2 separate regions of the Homo sapiens genome follow, and region 1 is linked to region 2. Evidence: chromatin contacts called from ENCODE Hi-C or POLR2A ChIA-PET data. All regions are on one chromosome and are shown on one strand. The core of a region is the stretch at or near the end of the contact, and the rest is flanking DNA. Distances in the headings are between cores, read along the strand shown. Region 1 has its middle 6.2 kb from the start of TM4SF18. Region 2 overlaps WWTR1 (WW domain containing transcription regulator 1).

The links. Hi-C counts contacts between places; a loop is a spot of excess contacts on that map. ChIA-PET counts read pairs that join two places held with the same protein, here RNA polymerase II (POLR2A). Pooled maps may share reads with other maps.
Region 1: a loop to region 2 is called in a pooled map, with 2.7 times the contacts of the local background. The contact joins two enhancer-like sites. A Hi-C loop is called at or near these places in 1 of 50 pooled maps. POLR2A ChIA-PET finds 5 or more read pairs at or near these places in 4 of 52 experiments (K562, PC-9, activated T-cell and 1 more).

What each region holds. Positions count from the first base shown.
Region 1 is chr3:149,337,827-149,341,810 of GRCh38, reverse strand. No RefSeq gene overlaps it. Among named protein-coding and RNA genes, the nearest start is that of TM4SF18, 6.2 kb to the right of the region's middle. RefSeq lists enhancers at 1,103-2,302, 3,599-3,768. Within about 2 kb of position 1,715, at least 28 of the 41 ENCODE cell types and tissues checked have a DNase peak (open chromatin) inside an H3K27ac peak, as active enhancers do; they include PC-9, where a contact is called at or near this core.
Region 2 is chr3:149,572,902-149,576,990 of GRCh38, reverse strand. WWTR1 (WW domain containing transcription regulator 1) reads left to right here. Exons shown (of 7, transcript NM_015472.6): 3 at 3,991-4,089. Among named protein-coding and RNA genes, the nearest start is that of WWTR1-IT1, 77 kb to the left of the region's middle. RefSeq lists enhancers at 942-1,568, 1,569-2,195, 2,196-2,822. Within about 2 kb of position 1,375, at least 24 of the 41 ENCODE cell types and tissues checked have a DNase peak (open chromatin) inside an H3K27ac peak, as active enhancers do; they include PC-9, where a contact is called at or near this core.

The DNA of each region.
Region 1 (3,984 bases), core at 466-2,965, 240 kb after region 2:
TTGCAACTACTTTTTACAAAAATTTCAGGAAAGTGGAAAAACTAGTACAATGAACATTCAGATTTAAGTCCAACAATTGTTAATATTTTGTCACATTTGCTTCATTTATCTATCTACCATTCTTCTCCTCCTCTTCCTCCTCCTTCTCCTTATTCTTTTGCTAAACCATTTCAGGGAGGAAGACATATGCATCTCCAAAAATTTAGAGCAACTCCTTCATAACACCATCATTACATCCAAGTTAATAACAACCTTCTAATATTGTCTAATACGGTCTACATTCATACATTCGTATTTTTCCAATCATCCCCAAAATGTGTCTCACCATGTTTTGCCAAACCAATATCCAATCAAGCTTCACACTGCATTTATCTACCAGTGAATATCTAGCTTTTTTTTTTTTGTAACAGGATCTCACTCTGTCACCCTGGTTGAAATACAGTGGCACAATCACGGCTCACTGCAGCCTCATTCTCCCAGGCTCAAGCGATCTTCTCACCTCAGCCTCCCAAATAGTTGGGACTACAGACATGTGCCACCATGCCTGGCTAATTTTTAAAAAATTTTATGCAGAGACGAGGTCTTGCTATGTTGTTCAGGCTGGTCTCTAACTCCTGGGCTCAAGTGATCCTCCTGCCTCAGTCTCCTGAAGTGTTGAGATTACAGGAATGAGCCACCACACCTGGCAACATTTAGCTTTGATTGAGGCTCAGTTTACCTAGATACTTGCATCTTAACCTTGAAGACTCAGTTTTGTCCTCCAGACTTCCAAGAAATCTCACTTGAACTCCAGCTCCATTCAAGGTTCCTGTGTCTTTCAAAAAGCCTATGGTTAAATCTACTGGATATTCAACATTTTGTATTACGAATTTGTTGTTTAACTTTTTTATTTCCTCAACTAGACTCTGAGCATTTTGAAGGAATGGGTGTTCTTTGCCTCAGTCATCATGTGTCATCATGTAAATGTTCAATACACGTTTTAAGAATAAATGACTGAATACAGTTCCTTCCTCCCCTACTATGAAGAGCTTGAATAAATAAATTAATTCTAGGAGGCTGGGAGCCAGTCAGAAGGGAGTAAAGGGAGGTTCAACAATGGTCTGAGAGGACATTTCAAATACAGAAAGCTGCTTTGGGGAACTTTGAATAGAAACAGGAATACTCTTCTCCCTGTCTCAGTAGGGAAAGAGCTTAATGTTTATCATTAGTTAGAGATAAACCTGGAATTTATTGGCACTATGGACATTTTGGCCAGATAATTCTAGAGAAAGGATTATAAACACAACAGTCAGGAAAACTGCATCAAAACAGCACACTTCTGTTTACACAGCTGCCCTGCTGCTGCTTGTCTAATGTGTTTTTAAGCAAACATTCATTCCCAGTGGGTCCCTAAATTGGACCCAGACCAGTGCTTTATGCCCATGCTCCATGGAAGAAATCACAGTTTATCTACTTTAAACTCTCAAGGTGAAATTTCTCCCTGAATATTAGCCTTTTCTGCTGTTAAAAAGTCATATTCATGGACAATTTCTCTTTTGGATAAACTTTTTTTCAGATATTTCCTTCTTCCCCACTTCCCGTCACCTGTGGGGCTAATTCCAGGATCTTATATTAACTGATTTCAAAGTGAAGTGACTCAGAGACTGCATACCACGACTATTTTAGGTGGAGTCTTTCCTCCTGAGTCACCCTGTCCCCTGGTAGCAGGCATCCTGCGGATTTCCTCCCCTCTGCTGTGGAGAACAGGAAGCCAAGGCCAGAAGCAGCCAACAAGCACGGCATCCCAGTGGCTCCTCCCAGTTACTGGAGGACCAGCAAGAAAATCCTGATTTAGTAAGAATTCTTTGGCAAAAAAATTTGAGAGTTTACCGGAGGCAAATGGCTTCAAGAATGTTATTTATGAGCAAACATATTTTTTTCCAGAGGCAGGTTAAAAGTGTTTTCTTAGAGATGAAATTAAGTAAAATGTTGAGTTATCTGGGGAGACTTCATTAGCTGTTTTCACTAATAGGGTAACCAAAGACAAATAAATTACTCAACTCCCTTTTCAACAATTTTATCAAGTTTTCCAGCCAGGAATATCCTCTTCATTCACTTCTGTCATTCTTCTGGAACCATCTTCCAAATAACAATTGATCATGTACTTCCTCACCAAGTCTTCATAACAACCTGTGACATGATACCGTCAGTAGAGACATCATCGTTTGAGGCTGGACAAAGACTAGGGAATACTAGCCATGCATGTTGTTCTTCTCTGACCCCATCTCCACTGCAGACATCACTAATCTATCTAGCTAATCTGTATATCTCTCCCACCGAAACCAGTGTGCCTTCAAAATAGCACTGTAGGAAGCTACTACCAAGGAATTAGAACCTCCAAATTTGAAACCAATTTACAATGAAGAAGAGAGGGGTAATGCACAACAATGTTATCAGGCAAGGGTGAACATGGTGGAATAGCATAAAGAATGTGAAAGTCAGACTTAACTTCTAGTTTCTGAGCAAGTTTTTAAATTTCTTTTGTAGAAAAATCCATGTTCTACCCAAAAGACACACGTATGCTTATCACAGCACCATTCACAATAGCAAAGACATACAATCAACCTAGGTGCCCATCAGTGGTAGATAGGATAAAGAAAGTGTGGTAGATATACACCATGGAATACTAGGCAGCCATAAAAAGGAATGAAATCATGTTGTTTGTGGCAACATGGATGCATCTGGAGGCCATTATTCTAAGTGAATTAATGCAGGAACAGAAAACCAAATGCCTCATGTTCTCACTTATAAGTGGAAACTAAGTATTAGGCACTCATGGACATAAAGATAGCAATAATAGACACTGGGGACCACCAGAGTGAAGAAGGAGGAAAGGATGGACTTTAAAACTACCTATTGAGTACTATACTCACTACCTGGGTGATGGGTTTGGGGCCTAATGGTCCAAAACTTCAGCATCCTGCAACATACCCATGTAAAAAACCTGCACATGTACCTTCTGAATCTAAAATAAAAGTCAAAATTGTTTTTTAAATAACAATAAAGTAAAAAGGACGGTTTTCTTCTTACATCCATTTTTTTTATACATGCAAAATAGGGTTAATAATGCCTTTACCTTAGTGTTATTGTAAGAATTCATTTTTCGGCTTTTTGTTTTTAATGCATGTGAAAACTTCTAGCACAGCGCCTCCACATAGAAGATACTCAATAGATGTCAATTTATCGTAGTTAATTGGAAGGAGACCCTGACTGAGAGTGACAGCTCACTTCACTGACACTGAAGATTCCTGGGAGCCACAGCACTTTTACAAAGCAGACAATGCTCAATGATTCTGCTCCCCACAAACATTAACAAAATGTAATCTTAGTCACTGCTCTCCAAAGAGCAAAATATTGACAATAAAAAGTTTTTTTTAAAGTCAAATCTCAATTAAGTTAAACCTCCTTAGAACCTTGCAAGTATGTCTAGTAGAACACAGCTACTTCTGGGTTTCCTGGTAGCCAATGACCCCCTTCAGCGATTATTCTGCTCCCACCCTTTCTTAATTCTCGTTTCAGTGCCTGTTAGAACCTCTATGAGAGAAGGTTTCACATCGAGGAAAACGAAGAGCCAAATCAAACATTTTCATTTTTTTTTAAATTCTGCTTAAAAATCACTGGGAAGGGGAGTGGTGACTATTGGATTAAGAAACTGTAAATTTCAATGCTAGATGATATTTCCATCTCCCACCTGCAGTTCAGTCCCCCTCAAGGTTACTTTCTTTTTTTAAAAATTTATTAAGTAATTAGTTTATTTTTTATTATTATACTTTCAGTTCTAGGGTACATGTGCACAACGTGCAGGTTTGTTACATATGTATACATGTGCCATGTTGGTGTGCCGCACCCATTAACTCGTCATTTACATTAGGTATATCTCCTAATGCTATCCCTCCCCCTGTCCCCCACCCCACGACAGGCCCTGGTGTGTGATGTTCCCCTTCC
Region 2 (4,089 bases), core at 126-2,625:
AGACAGGGCTTCTCCATGTTGGTCAGGCTGGTCTCGAACTCCCAACCTCAGGTGATCTGCCCACCTCGGCCTCCCAAAGTGCTGCTTATACCTTATGACCTGTGTATTCATGCATCAATTTTCTTTTTTGTCTTTTTGTACCTTCATTAGTATTTTTGTTTTTACTGGTTGTGAAAACAATACATAATCACTGCTAAAAATCTGGAAAGTACAAAGCAGTTTAGATAAGAAAAAAAAAATTACCAGTGAGCCTGTTATTTGCATATATCACCATAAATAGTTTGATATGTTTCTTTTTCCTTTTTTGTTCCATTTTCAAATATGAAACCTGTACAGTGTATGTATTTATACAATACACATATATAGGCAGGTTAAATATATTTGTATATGTGTGTGCATTTCCAAGGGAAGTTATACTTTTAAAACAGCAGAGAGTTTTTCTTGAAGTAGACTAAGCAAGGGAGTGAAGCCAGGAAGGAGGTGGGAGTAGCGGGGAAGTGGGGATTAATCTAGCTAAATTGTGGGTCCTGGCAAACACTGAGATTACACTGTGAAATACGAGAAAGGAAATGACTCAGTAACATTGAGAGAGGGAGCAGAGATGAGACAGCAGAGTGAAAGAGTGAATGGCGTATCCTGGGTTTGGGAAGTGGTGGGAAGTAGGGGGAGCTGGAGCCTGAGGCACTAAGTGATTAGAACAATAGGAGAATTTAGTTTTCAGATGAAATCATCAAGGCTGTATTAAGTGCCTCTTGTGAGCAATAGCTCACTCTTACTTGTTGCATTCAGCCTGGGAGCCACTCTTGACACCATGTTAGCGCAGCCTTACAGCTGATGTCAGGTCGACTGGTCTGCAGAGCCAGGAATTTGGGCTTTCTTCTCAGAGTTGTTTTGGAGCAATGAGAACTGCTCACTTAAGAAAGGCTCCCTCTTGTACTCCAGCCTTTGGGGAATGCTGTGAGTGACACTTTTAATTAACAAATCCACTGGGAACAAAACTCCTTTAAATGTGTTGGCTGGGTGTGGAGTTTGAAGGGTGGGCCGTGGAGGCTCCCACTGCACTGCAGGAGTGCTGGGACTTCAAGCCATGGGTAAGCTCGGTCAGAACTGTCAGGATGAGGTCCACCCAGAAGGCCCCACACTCTGTCCCAGGGGATTTAGGCTGGCAAGCTGTGCTGGCACTCCTGGGGCAAGATGAGCTCATCTGCCACTTCAGATGCTGGGCTTCCTATGCTAGATGTTCCTGCTCTTGCCGCATTCAGGAGCCACAGCCCACTTGTTCAGAACGGGAGGGGAGAGTGGGGGACGAGCATTTAGGAATGCATCATTCCAGCTCCTGTATTATTCCTAGAGCTGGTAGCTGAAATTCTGACCACGGAAGTGTCCTTGAACATCTTCCAGCAAATGATGTATATTTCCACATCTCACCGGGGCCTGTGCTGATGTTGGTTCTAGCACAGCATCAATATCCATGATGTCAGAGAGTCTAAGAAAGGTTTATGAAAGAGAGAAGGATTCTTTTCCTTCTGGTACCAGAGTGAAAACTATTTATGTAGCACATGTCTGCCTTGGAAAACATGCTGCTTTAATAGAATGAGTTCTGAAGGAATAATCAAAGCATTTCTTAGGTCTAATTATTTTGCTAAAGGGAGTTACTTAATTTTGACATCCTCATCAATTAGTTCCTCACTTGGAAGGCCTGTGACAAGCCTGAGGCTGGCTATGAGTTTCCACCTGCCCAGAAGTTGATGGATTTTATGAAAGCTTTAAACAGAACTACAATTGTGAAACTGAAAGTGTAAACTAAAACTATTGTTTTTATTATTATTTACTTTATACTTAGGGAAATGATTTTCATCTCTTTACTTCAGTATTTCCCCATCTTTTTTTTTTGGGGGGGATGGAGTCTCACTCTGCTGCCTAGGCTGGAGTGCAGTGGCATGATCCCAACTCACTGCAACCTCCACCTCCCGGGTTCAAGCGATTCTCCTGTCTCAGCCTCCCGAGTAGCTGGGGTTACACGCGTGCATCACCATGCCGGCTACTTTTTATATTTTTAATAGAGCTGGGGTTTCACCATGTTGGCCAGGCTGGTCTCGAACTCTTGACCTGTGGTGATCCACCCGCCTCGGCCTCCCAAAGTGCTGGGATTAGAGGCGTGAGCCACCGCCCCCGGCCTTTTTTTTTTTTTTTTTAATCACATTTATTCTAAAACCTTAGACCTTTAGACCCAAGTTTTCACGCAAGGCAATGGATGAGTTCCCCTTGGCAATACCTTCAAGTCTTGCATTAAGAAATCTGAATAACAATTTTAGCAGAGGAAGCATTTAAAAATGAGGAGACAGACTGAAAAGAAAACAAGACAAATACAACTTCAATGCAAGGAAGTTTCTAGACTGATTAAACATAACGAAAGTAAAAGTGGTTTCCTACCTTAAAGATTCAAAGGAGGCCATTGTTATTCAAAAGTGAGGTGTGTTTAACAGAAACAACAATCATGCTCCTTTTGTTGTATGTCTAAGGAAGGTCAATGGTGGGGGCCTGACTGGAAGAGACCCACCTGGTTGTGAGGCCCAAAACAAAGGGCTAACATTCAGTTTCTTCTATCATGTTTGTTGTCTTTGATGGATATGGAAAGATCTCTGATACTGGGCTGGGTGCGGTGGCTTGTGCCTGTAATCCCAGCACTTTGGGAGACTGAGGTGGGAGGATCACTTGAGCTCAGGAGTTCGAGACCAGCCTGGGCAACATAAGGAGACACCCACCTCTACAAAAAAAATTTTTTAAAAAAAATGAGCCAGGTGTGGTCGCAGGTGCCTGTGGTCCCAGGTACTCAGTAGGCCAAGGTGGGAAGATTGCTTCAGCCCAGGATGTCGGGGCTGCAATGGGCCATGATTATGCCACTGTACTCCAGCCTGGGTAACAGAGCAAGATCATGTCTCGAAAAAACAAAAAAGAAGGAGAAGGAGGAGAAGGAAGATTTCTGATACTGTTTATAAAACAAAGTAGAGGAACGGGATGAATCTACTCATCATATATATATATATATCACAAACTTTCACTAAAGGAAGAGTTTGATGGAGTGGGACAGAGTCTCTAAGGTACCAGGAGTGACCTGCAATGTGATTTGGAAGGTGGTAGGCAAAGCTGGAGGCCATGTCCACCTTTCTTAGAATGTACTGGAAACTCTGAGCAGAAGCTCATGTTTCATGTTGGGTTAGTTTCTCTGTGATTAAGTCACAGTAACAAACTGGAAGTTGTATGTGATCAAACATGTAATCATGTCTTCTCCCTTGTAAACCTTCATGCCTCAATATCTAAGTTTCTCCATAAGCTGGCACTAGTTGACTTTCCTACTATTATTTTCTAATACTCTGCCTTCCAGCTACCCTATTGTCACCTTGCTTGGTGACAGTGAGCTTCTTGAGGGTTTTATGTGTCACCTTTGGGGACCTTGAAATACCTTACACTCCTACTGTGAGAGCTCACTAATGTGGTGTTCAGAAGCTGGTTTCATGGGCCCATCTTTTGCTTGATGACAGCCAAAGGGATCCTCATTATGTCAATTCTATGAGTCAGGAGAGTATGGGGTACTGGCTGGGAAGGTGAGCATGGCTCCCCTTCCAGGAAGGAGCTCACACTATGGCACTCCAGTGATTGGATGGCTGAGAAGCAACTGAGGTGCTGGGGAATACAAGCTCCACGGGCCGAGGGGAAGTTCACTGGGGCTCACTGCATGCAAGGGCTGTCTGGACAGCGATGTCTTGGGCTTGTGTTTAGAGAGCTGCTTGCAGAATCCCCAGTGTGGCCTAACCAGGATGCAGGGAAAAATAGGCAAGTATGTCCTTGGATGAAACCAAGCACAATCTATCAACCACTCAAGCAGATCCTAAGGGAAGAATTAGTGTCATTAACTATTATGCTGTTGTTGGTGATGATGATAATGATGCTGACAATTAAAAAGATAATTAATTGTTTTCCTTCTTTTAGTCACATAGAAAAAATCACCACATGGCAAGACCCTAGGAAGGCGATGAATCAGCCTCTGAATCATATGAACCTCCACCCTGCCGTCAGTTCCACACCAGT